Linked DNA regions of Homo sapiens: region 2 is linked to region 1. A link is a contact called in ENCODE Hi-C or POLR2A ChIA-PET data. All regions are on one chromosome and are shown on one strand. The core of a region is the stretch at or near the end of the contact, and the rest is flanking DNA. Distances in the headings are between cores, read along the strand shown. Region 1 has its middle 100 kb from the start of LIPC. Region 2 holds the start of LIPC-AS1 (LIPC antisense RNA 1).

The links. A loop is a pair of places that touch in the nucleus more often than their neighbours do. ChIA-PET counts read pairs that join two places held with the same protein, here RNA polymerase II (POLR2A). Pooled maps may share reads with other maps.
Region 2: a loop to region 1 is called in a map of IMR-90, with 5 times the contacts of the local background. The contact joins the promoter of LIPC-AS1 here to the enhancer-like site in region 1. A Hi-C loop is called at or near these places in 5 of 168 maps with a recorded cell type or tissue (IMR-90, PC-9, ascending aorta and 2 more) and 12 of 50 pooled maps. POLR2A ChIA-PET finds 5 or more read pairs at or near these places in 1 of 52 experiments (AG04450).

Annotation. Positions count from the first base shown.
Region 1 is chr15:58,328,143-58,336,097 of GRCh38, forward strand. No RefSeq gene overlaps it. Among named protein-coding and RNA genes, the nearest start is that of LIPC, 100 kb to the right of the region's middle. RefSeq lists enhancers at 3,732-4,931, 4,088-4,382. Within about 2 kb of position 4,134, at least 36 of the 41 ENCODE cell types and tissues checked have a DNase peak (open chromatin) inside an H3K27ac peak, as active enhancers do; they include IMR-90, PC-9, ascending aorta and 2 more, where a contact is called at or near this core.
Region 2 is chr15:58,493,433-58,501,387 of GRCh38, forward strand. It overlaps LIPC-AS1 (LIPC antisense RNA 1), which reads right to left and starts at 5,303. Exons shown (of 3, transcript NR_120338.1): 1 at 5,207-5,303; 2 at 1,341-1,451. The region is part of intron 1 of LIPC (lipase C, hepatic type); the gene reads left to right.

The sequences.
Region 1 (7,955 bases), core at 2,884-5,383:
GTCTATAGTCTGCTTTCATACCAGTACCATTCTGTTTTGGTTATTATAGCTTTGTAGTATAGTTTGAGGTCAAGTAATGTGATGTCTCCAATTTTGTTCTTTTTGCTCAAGATTGCTTTAGATATTTAGGGTCTTTTGTGGTTTCATTCAAATTTTATGATTACTTTTTCTATTATTTGAAGAATGCCACTGGTATTTTGATAATGACCACATTAAATCTGTAGATCGGATTTGGGAAGTGTGGTCATTTTCACAATATTCTTCCAATTATAAATATTGGACATCTTTCCATTTTTCTATGTCCTTTCCATTCTTTCATCAGTGTTTTATAATTTCCATTGTAGAGATCTTTCATTTGTTAAATGTATTTCTAGATATTTTATTTATTTATTTGTAACTATTTCAAATGGGATTGCTTTTTAGCTAGTTTATTACAGGTGTATAGAGATGCTGGTTTTTTTTGTATAATGATTTTTTTATCTGCAACTTTACTGAATTTACTTATCAGTTCTAAGAGTCTTTTGGTGGAGTACTTAGGTTTTTCTATATAGGAGATCCTGTCATCTAAGGATCTGAATACACATTTATCAAAAGAAGACATAGAAATAATTAAAAAGTATATGACAAAATGCTTAGTATCACGAATTATCAGAGAAATACAAATCAAAACCACAATGAGATATCATCTCACCCCAGTTAGAATGGCTACTATGAAAAAGACAAAAAATAACAAATGTCAGTGAGATTGCAGAGAAAAGGGAAGTCTTGTACACTATTGGTGAGAATGTAAATTAGTACAACAATTATGGAAAACAGTACAAAAGTGCCTCAAAAAACTAAAAAATAGAAATACTGTATGATTCAGCAATCCTACTACTGGATTTTTACCCAAAGGAAAGAAAATCTGTATATCAAAGAGATATCTGCACCTTCTTGTTTATTTGCAGCACTATTCACAGTGGCCAATATATGGAATCAACTGTGTTCATCAACAGATAAATAGGTAAGTAAAACGTGAGATACACACACACACACACACACACACACACACACACACACACACACACACACACAATGGGATATTATTCAGCCATAAAGAAGGATGAAATCTCGTCATTCACAGGAACATGGATGAGCTGGGAGGACATTATGTTAGGGAAAAAATGTCAGGCACAGAAGGATAAATATTATGTGTTCTCACTCATACGTGGGAGCTAAAAACATTGAGCTCATAGAAGTAGAAAGTAGAACTGTGGTTCTCTGAGGGTAGGAAGAGTAGGAGGAAGGGGAAAATAGGGAAAGTTTGGTTAATGGACACAAAATTACAGATAGTTAGAAGGGTAAGTTCTGGTGTTCTACAGCACTGTAGGGTGACTGTAGTTAATAAAAATCTATGGTGTATTTTCAGATAGCTAGAAGAAAGAATTTTGAATGTTCCTAACACAAAAAAATGATAATCTTTGAGGTGATGGATATGCTAATTACTCTGATTTGATCAGTATACATTGTATATATGTACAAAATACTCCTGTGTCCCCAATAAATATGTACAATTATTACATGTCAATTTTATGTGTTTAATTAACTAATTAATTAATTAGCTTTAAAAATGAGGAAATGGAAGCTTTGAGAGGGTAAGCAACTTGCCCCAGATCACGCAAGTCGGGAAGGGGCAGGACCTGAAGTCTACCTTCAACCACTATCCTCCTTTTGCCAAAATAAAAAAAAAGACCGGAGAGGCCCCAGGGAACTGTAGCCTGAGCCTGGCCCTGAATGCCCATCCTGGCTCCTGGCCTACAGCTGCCTTCTCAGGCAAGTTCCCCTCTCTGACTGTGACCCAGTTTCTTAATCTGCAAAATGGAGAAAATGTGACGTCCCCTTCCTCGTGCACAAGGTTGGGATGAGGACCAGATGAATCACAGACATAGACATCTGTCAATTGTAAAATATTGTTTGATGGGCCTATAGTCTATGCACTTGTGTCTGAATGAGGAGAAGATACTCCCTGTGGTTGGCCCACGATGATATCAAAGGCAAAGGTCACAATCTTCCAATCAATCTAGCCCAACAACCCAGTTAATCAATTCTACCTCAGACGTACTTCCTTGTGTTTACCTTTCTCTGGGAACATCAGCCCAGCCTAGTTCCCAACCCCTGCCAGACCTGTTCTCCCCCAGCTGAGGCCACCAGATCTGTGCCTGCAGGCCAACCCCCTCCCTGCTGGGCTGGCCCTAACCGAATGCCCAGTGTGGGAAATTGAATCCTTATCCTGTTCCACCACTTTAGAACTAGAAACTGCCTTGTTCTTGGCAGAACTCCGCCTCATTGCCGGGACTGGGGTCTGGCCAGAGGCAGAAGCCTGAAATCTGATGCTGCTCCCCAGCTTTGGACTTCTGAGAATCATCCAGCCCCGAGAATTTCTGGCCACCGAACCCTGTCCACTGTCCTATCTGCAGCCTGAGGCTGACTACCTGCTTAGACAGTCCGCTTTTCTTAAAAGCACAAACCTACCTGCTCCTGTGTGCTGCTCCCCAGGCTACTCATCATCCAGCAGCCTTAGCTGGGCTCCCCCACCCCCTGTGTAACACCTGGACATCCACCAGTGCCTGCCCCCTCCAAAGCCTTTTTTTTTTTTTCTACATCCTTCTTTCATATGTACACATTTCCCAAGATTTCACACTGATGTAAATTCTCTTTTCCGGATATTCTGTCCTTTGGCAATCTCACCCACTTCTGGGGTTTCAAGTAGCAGCCTAGGAGGAAGAGGCCCATGAATATAAGGGTCATTTTCAAGTTAAAATCACCAGAGCCCAAGACTAATGGGCAGGAGAGGGAGGAGACAAGGTGGGAGTTGAGAAAAAAGCTGAGCCCCGAGGAAGCTGGCCCCTCCCCACAGCTGCTAAGAGAAAGACCCAGGCTCAGTCATCTCTGAATCCTCCCAGCCTTGGCTGCACTGCCACGTATAGATGGGTACAGAGTCTTTGCTGGATGAATGAGTGAATAAATGAATGGCTGCATAAACAAGTTGCTACTTACCTCTCTGGATCCTAGTGCATTTACTGAAGCTGTCCTCCCTCCTGAAGTGGGGCATACACGAGGCCAGGAGAAGGGGTTAAAGCCAACCAAGTCCAGGGAGAAACCCCTAGATTTCCTGCAGGATTTGCACAGGAACGTGTTGCAAGGTGTCTCCTCCGAGAATTCACTGAGTCCCTTCAGGAGACCCACAGAGCATAGAATGGGCCCCCAGACTTTGGAGCAGCACCCGGCTCCTACTGTCTCCCTAGGAGACCGTGGGTCCCACCAGCTTTTATTTTCTATTCAGCAACACTATTGCCTATGTTTATGGATAGGACTGTGTTGAGCAAGAGTTGACCTTTATTATCTTAATTCAATCTTCCCAAAGACCTTCTGAGATAGGTACTTTTATTTTCTTCATTTTACAGATAAGGAAATTGAGGTTTAACTATGATCCCATAGCTAATAAAAGTGACAGAACCGGGTTTTTTTCTTTTTACTGAAATGGTATTATTTCATCAGAATTTGCCCACATGCTCAACACTGCTGGAATGTGTTATTTTGAAATCTGACAATGAACTACAGAATGGTAAAAGCGGAAGAGCCTTTGAGACAAATTAGTCTAGCCCAGAGTAGGGAAGAAAAAGAGAGGGAGGCTCAGCCTGCAGGCTGCAAACCCTCCCCTCCCTGTTTGTCCTGCTCCTAAAATAAAACAGAACAAAAGACAGGAAAGTCACTAGATTAGAGAATTCAGCATCTCCCTCCTAATTCCCTGTGATGTGATAATTCTAAGACCCACTTCCTGGAGCAAGAAGAAGCTAAGATCCCTCAGCCTGGCTGATGTGGTTTTGAAAGTGGAAGAGGGCAGGAAGTGTTGTGGTCACTCCCACCCAGCTGTGGGCCTCTTCCCAGAGCCCTCCTCACCAGATGCTGCAAACTCAGACTGCAAATCCAGAAGCCTGCAGCCTTCCGGGGATTGGCTCCCTGCGAAGATAACCCTGTCCTTCAACAAACCCTCGCTTCCTATTTGCATTCCTAATTGGCATCTTCTATTGCTTTTCCTGGTGACTTCATTTTTCACTCTTGGCTAAAAATGGGTCTCTGATGATTTATTCTATCCTGGGTGTTGACAAGCTGAAGAAGTTGTGTGGGGCCTGCTGCCAGTAACCCTGGGTGACGAAGCGTGACTCACCACTCCGAGGTCAGTGGGGGGATGGAAGGCAGGGGAGTCAGCTGACAAGATCTGCTGCTTTGTCACCAGGCCTTCTGCCCTCTTCCATGAGGCAGCTACACTCTAGGAAATGTGAGACGCCCCAGAGCCCTGTGAAGGAGACAGGACAGGCAGCCCACAGGTCTGTCACATCTCAAGGCTGATTCTCTGTTTTGTTTCCCACCCCCAGTGCCAAATGCTAAGCTGCGTTTCAGAGACAGCTCTAAAAGGGAACAAGTACCCAGCCTTCCCTGAATCCCCCAGTCATATTTTCACATACACACAAAGGAGCCTTAGAGATCATTTAAATCAATCTTCTCATTTTCTGGAAAAGAATTTGAGGCCCAGAGAGGTCAAGCAACATGACCAAGGTCATAAAGTGAATTAGAGGTGGAACTGGGAATAGAACCTGGGTCTTCTGTCTCCCAGGCCCTCTGCACTGTCTACTCACCACACTATCAGGAGAATCAGACTTGTGCTGCTGAGTGAATGGGGCCAACTCTCTCCTCCATGAATGGAGGCAACAAGGGCAACCTTTAAGGAGAGATGACTGCTGGAATTTCAGCTCTGCCCTTTGTTCTTCTCTCAGAGGGGTTCTGTGTTTGGCAGACTGTCCCCCCTCTACCTGCAGGGATCCCTGCAGTCCTGGGGGATTGGGGTTAAGCTTTCTCTCTCCCAGAAAACATAGATCACTCTGAAGGCAGTTACAAACTGAGGATGATCCACAGATTATTTCTTGGCTAAGACAAGAGGAAGTTGTCTTAAATAAACCAGTATGAGAGTTTATTGCATTCCATCTGGGTGCTTGATGATCCCATGTCCCTTTTTCTCTCTGTTGACTTTCTAAGTAAACAATTTGTTAGCTCAGAGATGACTCAAATTCATAGAATCAGTAAATGAGAAAGGACTACAAAGTTCCCCTAGTCTGAACCCCCTACACTCAGCCAGTAACCACCTCTACAACATTTCTAGATTGACACTACCCTCAGCTTGAATGCTGAGAAGGATGAACAACTCTTCCTCCCTCAGTGATAGCCCCTTTTTTGCAGGATAGACCTAAGCAGTAGGCGTCAGCCATTCTGTGATGCCAGTTTTGCCCTTTAGGTCAAAATAAAGCAAGTATTTTCTCTTCTTTGCACCACAACTTGTGTCTTTGCTCATGACTTACAGGACAAGCTAAAACAGACAAAACCATTCTTGACCCTCAAAGGCTGAGTGTCCCACTGGTGGGCTAGACAGGGCTCTTACTCAGTTTTGTGTTACCACATGATTACCATGAGTCTTTACAAAACCCTTGCCCACCTCCCCTAGAGAAATTGAGTAAGGAAGAATGATGAGTGCCAAACCTGTCCATTTGCTTCTTGCCAGCAATTCCGGTGAAAGGTCTGACTGAGGAAGAGGCTGAACCCATCTGAGGTATTCTATAATTAGCGTCTTTCTTCCTCTCCCACTTACCATTAAGGTAGACCAGGATATTCATGAAAAATTCCTCATTTGCCATTTCATTCCTTTTGGAAACCACATGTGAATTTCATTCAGTTAAAAAAAGTCAATTCCTTACCCGACACCAGGTAGCATTCTAAAGGATATAACAGTGAATGAAACAGAGGAAGCCCTACCCTCATGAAGCTTATGTTTTAATAAGGAAGACTACCATCAACTAATAGTTAAACATTATAATATCGAGAACTTATATGTACTATGAAGGAAAACAAAGCAAGGAGAGGGCAAAAGGTGATGGAGCTGCTATTGGCGAAGGCAGGCCTAGGAGGAGACATCGATTGAGCAGAGACTGGAGTGGAGTGAAGGATTCCTCCTTGGAAATGTCTGCAGGAAGTGCTGTAAGAGGAAATAACTGCAAGAAAGCCCTGAATGTTGTGCGAACGGGATCAACTAGAATGAGTTTCAGACGACTTTTCATAGGTAGATATGATTTTCAAGCCAAATTTTTCTGATAGCTGAGAAAATTCAACATGGCATTACCTGCCTTTGAAATTCTTTAGCATTCCAGAAATCAGGTGGGACCATCAGGATATGAACAAAGTGGTCAAACAATCTTACCTTTGTGAAACACTGTCTCACATGTTATCCTTTTTAATGATCACAACAACCTCACAAGGTGGATATCATTATCCATAACAAACTGAGGCTGAAGTAAGTGAAGTGTCTAGAGAGTGGCAGAGCCAAGACTAATAGAATCTGGTGTTGTGACTCTGGTCAGTACATTGGTTTACATAAGTACCCAGTTTCTTCACCAAATCACATAGTGTGGAGAAAAACACAAGGACATATGGGCTTGTAAATTTAACCTCAAATCTGAAACAATATCCAATATTGGAGATCAATATTTCTCTGATGGTGTGGCAGTGCACCATTTAGCTCTCTTCCAAGAGGAAATGCCAAAGGGAGCAGAGTTGACTGCCAGCCCCAGTTAGCATCCTTGGGGCCTGCCTCCCTATTGGTATCAAGGCCACACCTCCCCTGGGCTGCTTGTGGTGGGAACAAGTGCTAGCCCCTTCCTGCTGGACATAGGCTGCCTGCAACAAGCAGCCTTTGCATTCAGGGACTCCTGTGGACCTGGCCAGGATTCTCTGAGGAATGTGCTGCAGTCCGAGGAGCTCTGCCCAGTTCTTCCTTCCCTCTCTCCTTTCACAGGTGGCAGGTCAGCACACATGGTCTGAAGGCTGTCTGCCATCTCCTGTTTCTACCCCCTTATCCTTCACAGTCTTTTCTCCCAACACGTCTCTAGCAAAATCAACCTTGTCTTGGCATCTGCTTCTCAGAGGACCCAAATTGGCATAATTGCTAATCTAAGTGGTTTTGTTTTTATGAAAGGGCTAGATTATTAGTTCATTTTATCTTTGTCTTTCTGTACTTGAAATCCCAAAAGAAAAAGAAAAAAAAAATGCTTATTTTCAGTTATCAGTGTCAGACTTTTGGCTTCATTAATTGTTGATTTTAGCAAAAACATAAAGGGAATTTCTGAGATTTTGCTGGTGTGAACTGGGGTGAGGTCTTGGCCTGGGTTCTGGTTTTTATTTTAGCAGTTGCCAATCTGCTTTCACAGGTCCTTATATAAAGCAAACACCTCAGCTGTTGCGTTACCTGGCTGTGAATTCCAAGCTTAGAGCTAATCCAAGTTGTCAATGCATATTCTAAAGTATCTAAGTAGTCATAGAAGATTGCTGCTAAGAAGTGCTAAAGGCAATTGGAGGGATCTGGACGACCACTACCCAGCAGAAATATAATGTGAGCCACAGAAGTAAATGCAGGCACACCTCACTCTATTGTGCTTTGTGTTATTGTGCTTTGCAGATACTGTTTTTTAACAAAGTAAAGACTTCTGGCAGTCCTGCTCAAGTCTATTGCTGCCATTTTGCCAACACCATGTCCTCATTTTGTGCCTCTATGTCACATTTGGGTAATTCTCACAATATTTCAAACTTTTTTATTATTATTATATCTGTTTTAGTGATCCATGATCAGTGATATTTGATGTTACTATCATAATTGTTTTGGGGTGCTATGAACTGTACCCATAGAATACAGTGAACTTCATCAATAAATGTTGTGTGCGTTTTGACTGCTCCACTGACCAGCCATTCCCTGTCTTTCTCCATCTCCTCAGGCCTTCCTATTTCCTAAGACACAACAATATTGAAATTAAGCCAATTAATAACCCTACAGTAGCATGTAAGTGTTCAAGTGAAAGGAAGAGTCACACATCTCT
Region 2 (7,955 bases), core at 4,053-6,552, 170 kb after region 1:
ACTATGCACACATTAGATCCTGCCATTCACAATTTAAAATATATATATATTTTTTTGTGTATATATACATATATACACACCTAGAAAAAAAGTATGTATTTTGTATATATACAAAATTTATTACATATAAATAAAATTTATACAAAATTTATTACGTATAAATAAAATTTATACAAAATTTATTACGTATAAATAAAATTTATACAAAATTTATTACGTATAAATAAAATTTATACAAAATTTATTACGTATAAATAAAATTTATACAAAATTTTGTATATATTTGTATATGTGAAATATTTTTTAAATGTTAATATATCTATAATATTTATATATTTGAATATATAAGTTTATATATATTTATATGGCTCACTATAAAAGAAATTGAAACCTCCTTAAGCATGAACAACTCCCACGGGTGTTTTCTTCATGAGACGCACAGGAAGATGGCAATGGGTACTGAAAGGAATGAATTGCTTGTGGGGGAACTTTATTTACTAGAACAACCCCAGGTAGGAGGAGAGGTTTTAAGAAATGAGAGTAGGGGTTCTGGAGGAGGTCACCTTGCCTCCTAGTACAGAGGTAAGACTCCACTGAGGCTGGAGAATAATGCTCATGAGGAGATTGGCAGGCCCCAGATCCCTGCAGCTACTGGGACAGAGGCTTCAGTTCCTTGCCATGGGGGCCTCTCCCTAAAGCTGCTCACAACATGGCAGTTGGCTTCTCCCACAGCAAGAGAGAGAATCCCCAGAGAGAGCAAGAGGCTCCACAATGGAAGGCCTAGTCTTTCACAATCTAATCCCAGCAGTGACATACCCATCACTTCTGCTCTGTTATTGGTCAGACCAACCCTGGTGCAATGTGGGAGAGGACCACACAGGGTACAAATCCTGGGAGGCAGGGGCCCTTGGGCCATTTGAAGGGTGGTTACTCCAGCAGGTACAGAGTATGGTGAGCCCACATGAGGAGGTGCCCAGATTGCAGCCATAGATCCTTGGGCAGGTCATCCAACCTCATTTACGCTGTTTGCACTTACAGAAAATGAGAATAATAGACTCGTCAGGGCTTGGCAATGCCTATGAAAGTGCATTGAACAAAGGGAAGTATGCTGCAGATATAAGACAACATGGTTTTGATTGTAATTACTAGTACCAGTAGCACATAGTTGTGAGGACTCCTATTCTGTTGAGCTAACAGCCCTGACCCACCTGTATCAATCAGTGCCAATGTATATTTCACATTGCCAATACCCAGCGTCAGATAATGAAGTTTTGCAAAATACAGCTTGGGTGGGATCTCTTTAATGACCTGTTAAAACTGATTTATAGTTAGCTTTTTACCTGAATGCACATAAGGAATCTGGAGTTCTTGCTAGTTCTTGCTTGGAAATGATCTGTTTCTTCATCTGAATGTCCTCCCTTCATCTGATTTCCTTAGCAACCCTGGTTTTTCTGTTTTGATTGACAATACAAAATTAAATATTAGTCCAGTCCCTCACTGGGCTATCACAGGTTCCAAAACACCCAGCCCTCATGTCATTGATCCAACATCAACCGTTCCACCGGTCCTTCCCTCCCCTGCCCCCTTACCCTGCCCTAAGGGCTCTCAAGACAGACCTGTTTAACTCTGGGCATTTAGAACACAGAAGACTTTCTCACCAGGGAATCTCTCTTTCTAAAATCCCCACAGAGCTGGTCAAGCAAGAAGAGCACTGGACTACGCATCAAGACCTGGGGTGCTGATCCCGACTCTCATCCTTGACTGCAGTGTGGGCTGGGCAGGTCACTTCACTGCTCTGAGCGATTTAGTTCTGGTTTTGAAAGACTGGGTGATTCTACCCATTATTCACTGAGCACCTCTGGGCCTTCTATTATGGCCTCCTCCCTTTCCTGCCCTGCAGCTCCCTGCCAAAAACAAAGCCTATGCAACCTTCGTAGATACTCTTCATAGAATCTGTTTCTCTCCCTGTGGGCTCTTTCCTTCTGAGCACTGGCAGGACTTAACCATATGCTCTAGGCATTGGGTGTGAAACCAGCAAGGCTTGGTGCTGGAAATTTAGCCTCATCTTCCCAACCACCATAGCTAACTCTTGTCAAGTACTTGCTCTGTGTGCCAGGCACTGTTCTACCTCATTAAAACTTCACAGCAACGCTGAAGTGGCTATTATCATCTTCATTTTATAGATGAGGAAATTGAGGCTCAGAGAGAGTAAGTAACTTATTCAAAGTCACCCAGCCCACATGAGGCAGAGCCAGGATTCATGCCCAAGCAGTCCAGAACCCAAGCACGCTGTCTTGGGACTGGATTTTCTTTCCCCATGAAGAATGTAAATTTCTTAATCACAGGCCCTGTTTATTTTACACACAGTCAGCATCTACAAGTCTTTGTTAACTGATTACAGGTTTCTGTAATTCTAGGCATGTTAAGCGTAGGGTCAAGCATAAACTCTGTCCCTACCTTTCCAGAACATATGCTCTGATATATTATAGCAGACAAATGCAAAATTTCCAAGACTCGTGGGATTTAGAAGGGATTTTTCTCAACTCTTCTTTTCCAGATAAGAAAAGGGAAGCTTGAGGAGATTAAGTTACTTCTGACCACATAGCTCCCTGCTGCAGAACCAGGACAGAAACCCAAGCCTTCTCATCCCTATCACGAGTTGGATCTAGGGCAGTGGTTCTCAGTGGTTCTCAACTGGGATGGTTTCGCTCCCTCACCCCATGGGACATTTGGCAATATCTGGGGGCATCTTTGCTTGGCACAGCTGGAGAAGAGGATGTTACTGGTATCTAGTGAGAAGCCAGGGGTGCTGTTAAACATCCTACAATGCACCAGACAGCCTTCACAGTAGAATCATGTGGCCCAAAATGTCAATAGTTCTGAAGTTGAGAGATCCATTCTGTGGGATTTACCACTTCCTCTAAGGCTCTTTGTTTCTGTATCTTTACAAGCAGTCATCTACAGTTGGACACCTTGTCTTATTCATCCTTGGCTCCAGTGCTCAGAGAAGTGCCTGGCACGTAATAAAAGCTCATTGAACAAGGGAGGGAAGGAGAGAGGGAGAAAAGGAAGGGAAAGAATGACAGAAAAAGATATCAGGCTTTCCTGGCAGGCAAAGAAAGTCCAACACTATAAATCAAGACCTCTGTTCATAAAACAGAAGATGTCTGACTGTTTGAAATCAATTCTTGTATATCATTCCAGAGAGAAGACTAACTCCGAATACCTTAATTATGCGTTAGCACAATTTAGACGAATACTCACAAAATTAAGCAGAGAACCCAAGCCCTGCTACAGAAGTCTTCCCCCTCAAAAAAAAAAAAAAAAATTAAGATGGAGTCTCCCTCTGTCACCCAGGCTGGAGTGCAGTGGTTCAATCTCTCCAGGGATTACAGGTCTGCGCCACTGCACCCGGCTCATTTTTGTATTTTTAGTAGAGATAGGGTTTCACTATGTTGGCCAGGCTGGTCTCCAACCCCTGACCTCAGGTTATCCACCCGCCTCAGCCTCCCAAAGTGCTGGGATTACAGGCATAAGCCACCGCGCCCGGCCCTTTTAAAGTAAATCTTGATTGATGGACATGATGAAGTCCGTGAGGTACAAATGCACTGCCTTTTACAAAAGTAACTGGTTCCTTGGAGGTGTCCATTGGGAAGATGGCAGTAGTTAGAGCTGCCACTGAGGAAGACATAATAGGCAGCTCTCATTCCAAGGCAGCTGAGCCACGAAGAAGGCTGGCCTGAGTGGTCAGTGTGCAGTAAATCCAAATCTTTAAATGCAGTTCATGCTTCACCCCCGACCGAATGACAAATGGCTCCCCCGTCAGAGCAAGCTGGCAGGTGATGCACCACTCCTCCCCTCCCCTGCCACCCGTGGTGGGACAATCTGTCAGCAGCCACTAATTCTCAGGAATGGATGGGGAAGTGGGGGAAGTCAGGCTGTGTTTATTGGGCAAGGAGAAGGGGTCTCTGAGCCCAAAGACCTTCTTGGGAAATGCAGCTCCTGCCCTCCACAGCAAATAATGCTCAATGACCAGTCAGGGAGAGCTTGTCTGGGCTCTCTTCAAGCTATGGGGAGCATCTAGAAAATGCCTTGAAACCGTCAGATGGAAACATCCTCTCATCTTCCTCCCTCCTGGAAGCAATGTGCTCCGCCGCTCTTCCAAACCCTTCCTGTCTCTACTGGTACACCTCTCCAAAGCCCTCTGGATACCTCCCATGATATGCCTTTCCCAGGCTCCAGGTCAGCACAATGCTCTCCCCACTCTATTCCCCAAATGCATACCTGTCTCCATCGCAGACACCTTCACATGCCTGGCTGGCAGGAGCTCAGCCCTGCCCATCTGCCTGTCTTTGTTGTGCGACCACCTTCAGGGTCCTCCCTTGGGCTCAGCAGTGAGCTGACTTGCCATGGAGCCAATGGAGCTTAGGTGTCAAGATCCTTCACTTGCACAAGCCCCTTTCAACCTCCTCTCCCCCAACACACAATTATGTATTCATGATGTATTTTTTTTCTTAAAGAGGACCTCCAAATTATATCTAAGATTCAGGCTCTGTAGAACCTGGCTCTTTCCGGCCAAAATATGATCTTTACAGAGCTCAACATGCCTTGCACACACTAGGTGTTTAATAAGAGCTGAAGGATCAAAGAGAATGGATCCTGACCATGATTACAATTAATTAAGAAAGTGATTAACAGGAAAGGGAAGATTGGTGTTTCTCTCAGGCGAGCTTTCCTAATTCTTCCTCTACCATCAAACTGAAAAAAGCCAATAGTCTCCCCTATCTCAAATCCAGGATCCTCGGAAGGGTTTGTTAAGTCACAGCCAGCTGGACCCCACCTCGCAAGGATGTGGTTCAATAGGTCTAGAGCGGGACTTACAATCTGCATTTCTAACAAATTCCTGGTGATGTTGCCGCTGCTGGTCCGAGGCCCTCACTCTGAGAATCACTTTGAGCCCCTGCGTTATCAATAGGGGCCATATTGCCCCCAAGAGGGTGAAATTGTATCTTGAGGTGGGTGATGAAAAAAGTTTTTATTATAAAGCAGATATATATATATACACACACACATATATATACAGTACACAAACAGGGTGCAGTATATCCCTGGTGCTAAAACTTCACGGGTAGACAATTAGGGGGTAAAAATGTCTAGAAAGACTCTTTAGGGGGGCAATCATGATAAAACATTGAGAAACACTGACCTGGCCCAAGTGCCTACTTGGTGCTTACTCCCCAGCAGCTGAGCCAGAAGCCCTCACCTGCAGAGACCTGCAGCCCACACCATCTGATACTGTGGAAGAAGCATTAGACTGGGAGTCACAAAACCCAGGTTCAAATCCTAGCTCTGCAGTAACTTCAGGCCTTCCCAGCCACACCCACTTCAGCTTCTGTACTGAAAGAGACAAAGTTACAACCAAAACTGCCAGGGAAAGAATGCTGTGCGTGCTTGGAAGAGATACATGAGGGGGTTGTTTATACAAATAGGAGTGAGCAATACTCCACAGGGCATTGTTGAGTAGCAAAAGCAACACATTAAACCATCTCCCAAGGAGGCTGGGCCTGTCAACGGCCTTGCTTCGCTGAGCATGGAAAAGCACGTGTCAGGCAGAGCAGGATTACTCGGCACAAGAGAGGCCAGGCTGGGGTGGGAAGAATGGAGAGACAGTGCCTGCCAGTGACAGGCTGGGGCAGGGCGAGAACACCAGGGAACATGCACATCGATCCTGATTTGAGCAAGTGTTCTCAGAGGCAGCTCTATAAATTCCTTCACCACCCCTAAGAATTTTGTACTTTGTCGCCTGCCTCTAAACAATGCCTTTGGGGACAGCAGATTCTTTGGGGGTAGAGCCAAAAGAGGCTGAGTCTACTTTAATGTTATGCTGGCTCAAAAACAGACTCACACATAGTGGGAACCACCAGACTCCTGGGTTACAAGTCTTGTGTCTCTGTTAACTATGTGTCCAATCTCCCAGGCCCTAAACTAGGATTCTTTAGGAATGAGTATGTAACAGGAAAGGGAAGATCTGTGTTTCCCTGAAGCAGCTTTCATAATTCTTCTACCATCAACCTGAAAAGAACCAATAGTCTCCTCTATCTCTAAACCAGATTCCCATTTCTTCCTTAGAAACTATGTCCAGTCAGCCACCGAACCCTATAAGTTGATCCCAGTGGATCAACTCTTCCGCTCCGGTTTCTCTGAGCACCTAGGAACTGGTCCCTGTGTCTCTCCTGGGGGGATCCATTTCTTATCCAGGCCCCAGCTCTGCCTGTCCAGCCCAGGAGCCACCCGAAATGCTAAATCTGTCTTCTTGCTAAACAAGTTGGATTGTCATAACTGTATAGCCCTGGTCTAAGTGAGGTTGGATAACAGAAGTGGTCTAGGAAAACTGTGTCCTGGGGAGGAGGTAAAGTGATAAATAGGATGTGGTCACGGTGTCCTAGGCAGTAGCCCCTCACAATGCCAGTGGATGTCAGGATCACGAATCAGGGAGGTCTGTTTCGGTAGAAGACATGAGTTGGGGAGGTCTGATTTGGTACAAGAGATCCAGAACTTGTGTCCAGCTGGAGTAAGGAGAGTAAGGTATAGCAGAGACAGGACAAAGTAAATTGGACCTCAGAGACAGGGCACGGGGCAGAGTCTGATTCCAACTGAAACGTAAGGATCCCCACATCCCTCAACAGTCCCTCAGATGGTGAGGTTTAGGACACAGTAAGGAGGGGTGGAAAGAGCATGGGTTTGGGTATGTCTTCCCTCATGAAAACCGTGGAGCCAGAAGCAGTAGTGTTACAGTGATGTCATCCCCTGAGGCTCAGTTTCCTCGTAGGTAAGGTGGGAATGGAAATGACTGCTGCATAGGCTGTGAGATGATTTTGTGAGATGTAAGCGCCCAACAGATGGTGGTGATGACGATGTTGGAATCAGGTGACTCTAGCCTCTTCACTGTCACGCTTGCTCTCGTCTGAACGTGCTTCCATGTCTCCATGTTGCTCTTGTGTCCACAAGCAAAAGCAATAATCCATTGCCATTTAACCAGCACAAAACTGAATGAGGCTGTCACCTTCCTTTTCTGAAACACATGCTTCAGACAGCGCAGTCTACAGTCACTTGAGGGCTGGGAGAAGATGCTGTACAATATTTACTCCTGTTGAAAATTATAATCAATAAGTCCCTGACTGTTTTCATATGTGCTGCTACTAAGCTACCACTCCCTGACCTTGAGCAGATAGATTTGGGATCCACGTGTAGCCCTGTTAAATTTTGTCTTTTCAGATTTAGTCTCTCCCTCTCTCTTCTCCCCCCACCACCCCCCTCTCCCCCCACCACCCCCCTTCTCATCCTTTTTGACACTTTTAGATTTGATATCTCTTCTAGCTTCTTGACATCTGAAATGTGGTGAACTCATCCTCTATATTATCCAAATCAATGACAAAACTCTTGACTAAGACAAAGCCACGTCAAAACACAGGAACCCCTACCCCCTTGGAAGACACACCAGGCCATTCATTGATACTTTTGGGGTGCATTGCTCCCATTAGTGACACAACCTTACCATTCTCGCAGCCAATCCATATTTCTCCCATCTTTCCTCATGGGCATCACTGAGAAACCTTAGCAAATCTGCTTCCCAGACCCTTCTGTTCTCCTTTCACTCCCTCATTTGATCAGCCTCTGGGTCCTGCTGACTCCACCTTAAAATGCCTCCTGTGCACCCTTTCCTCTGCGTCTCTACAACCGCACGCCTCACAGGGATTTGTCATCTCCTCCCAGAACATTGCAGTGATTTCCTAACAGGCCCCCTCGCCTATATACCTAGACTCTTTCTGGGAGGGATTTAAGGTGGCTCAGCCTATGTATATTCACATGTCTCCACCTACTCCCAATGTGATCATTACCTAGAGGCCTCTCATACTTTTTTTTTTTTTTTTTAATGCCTGAAGTTTTTTTGTTTA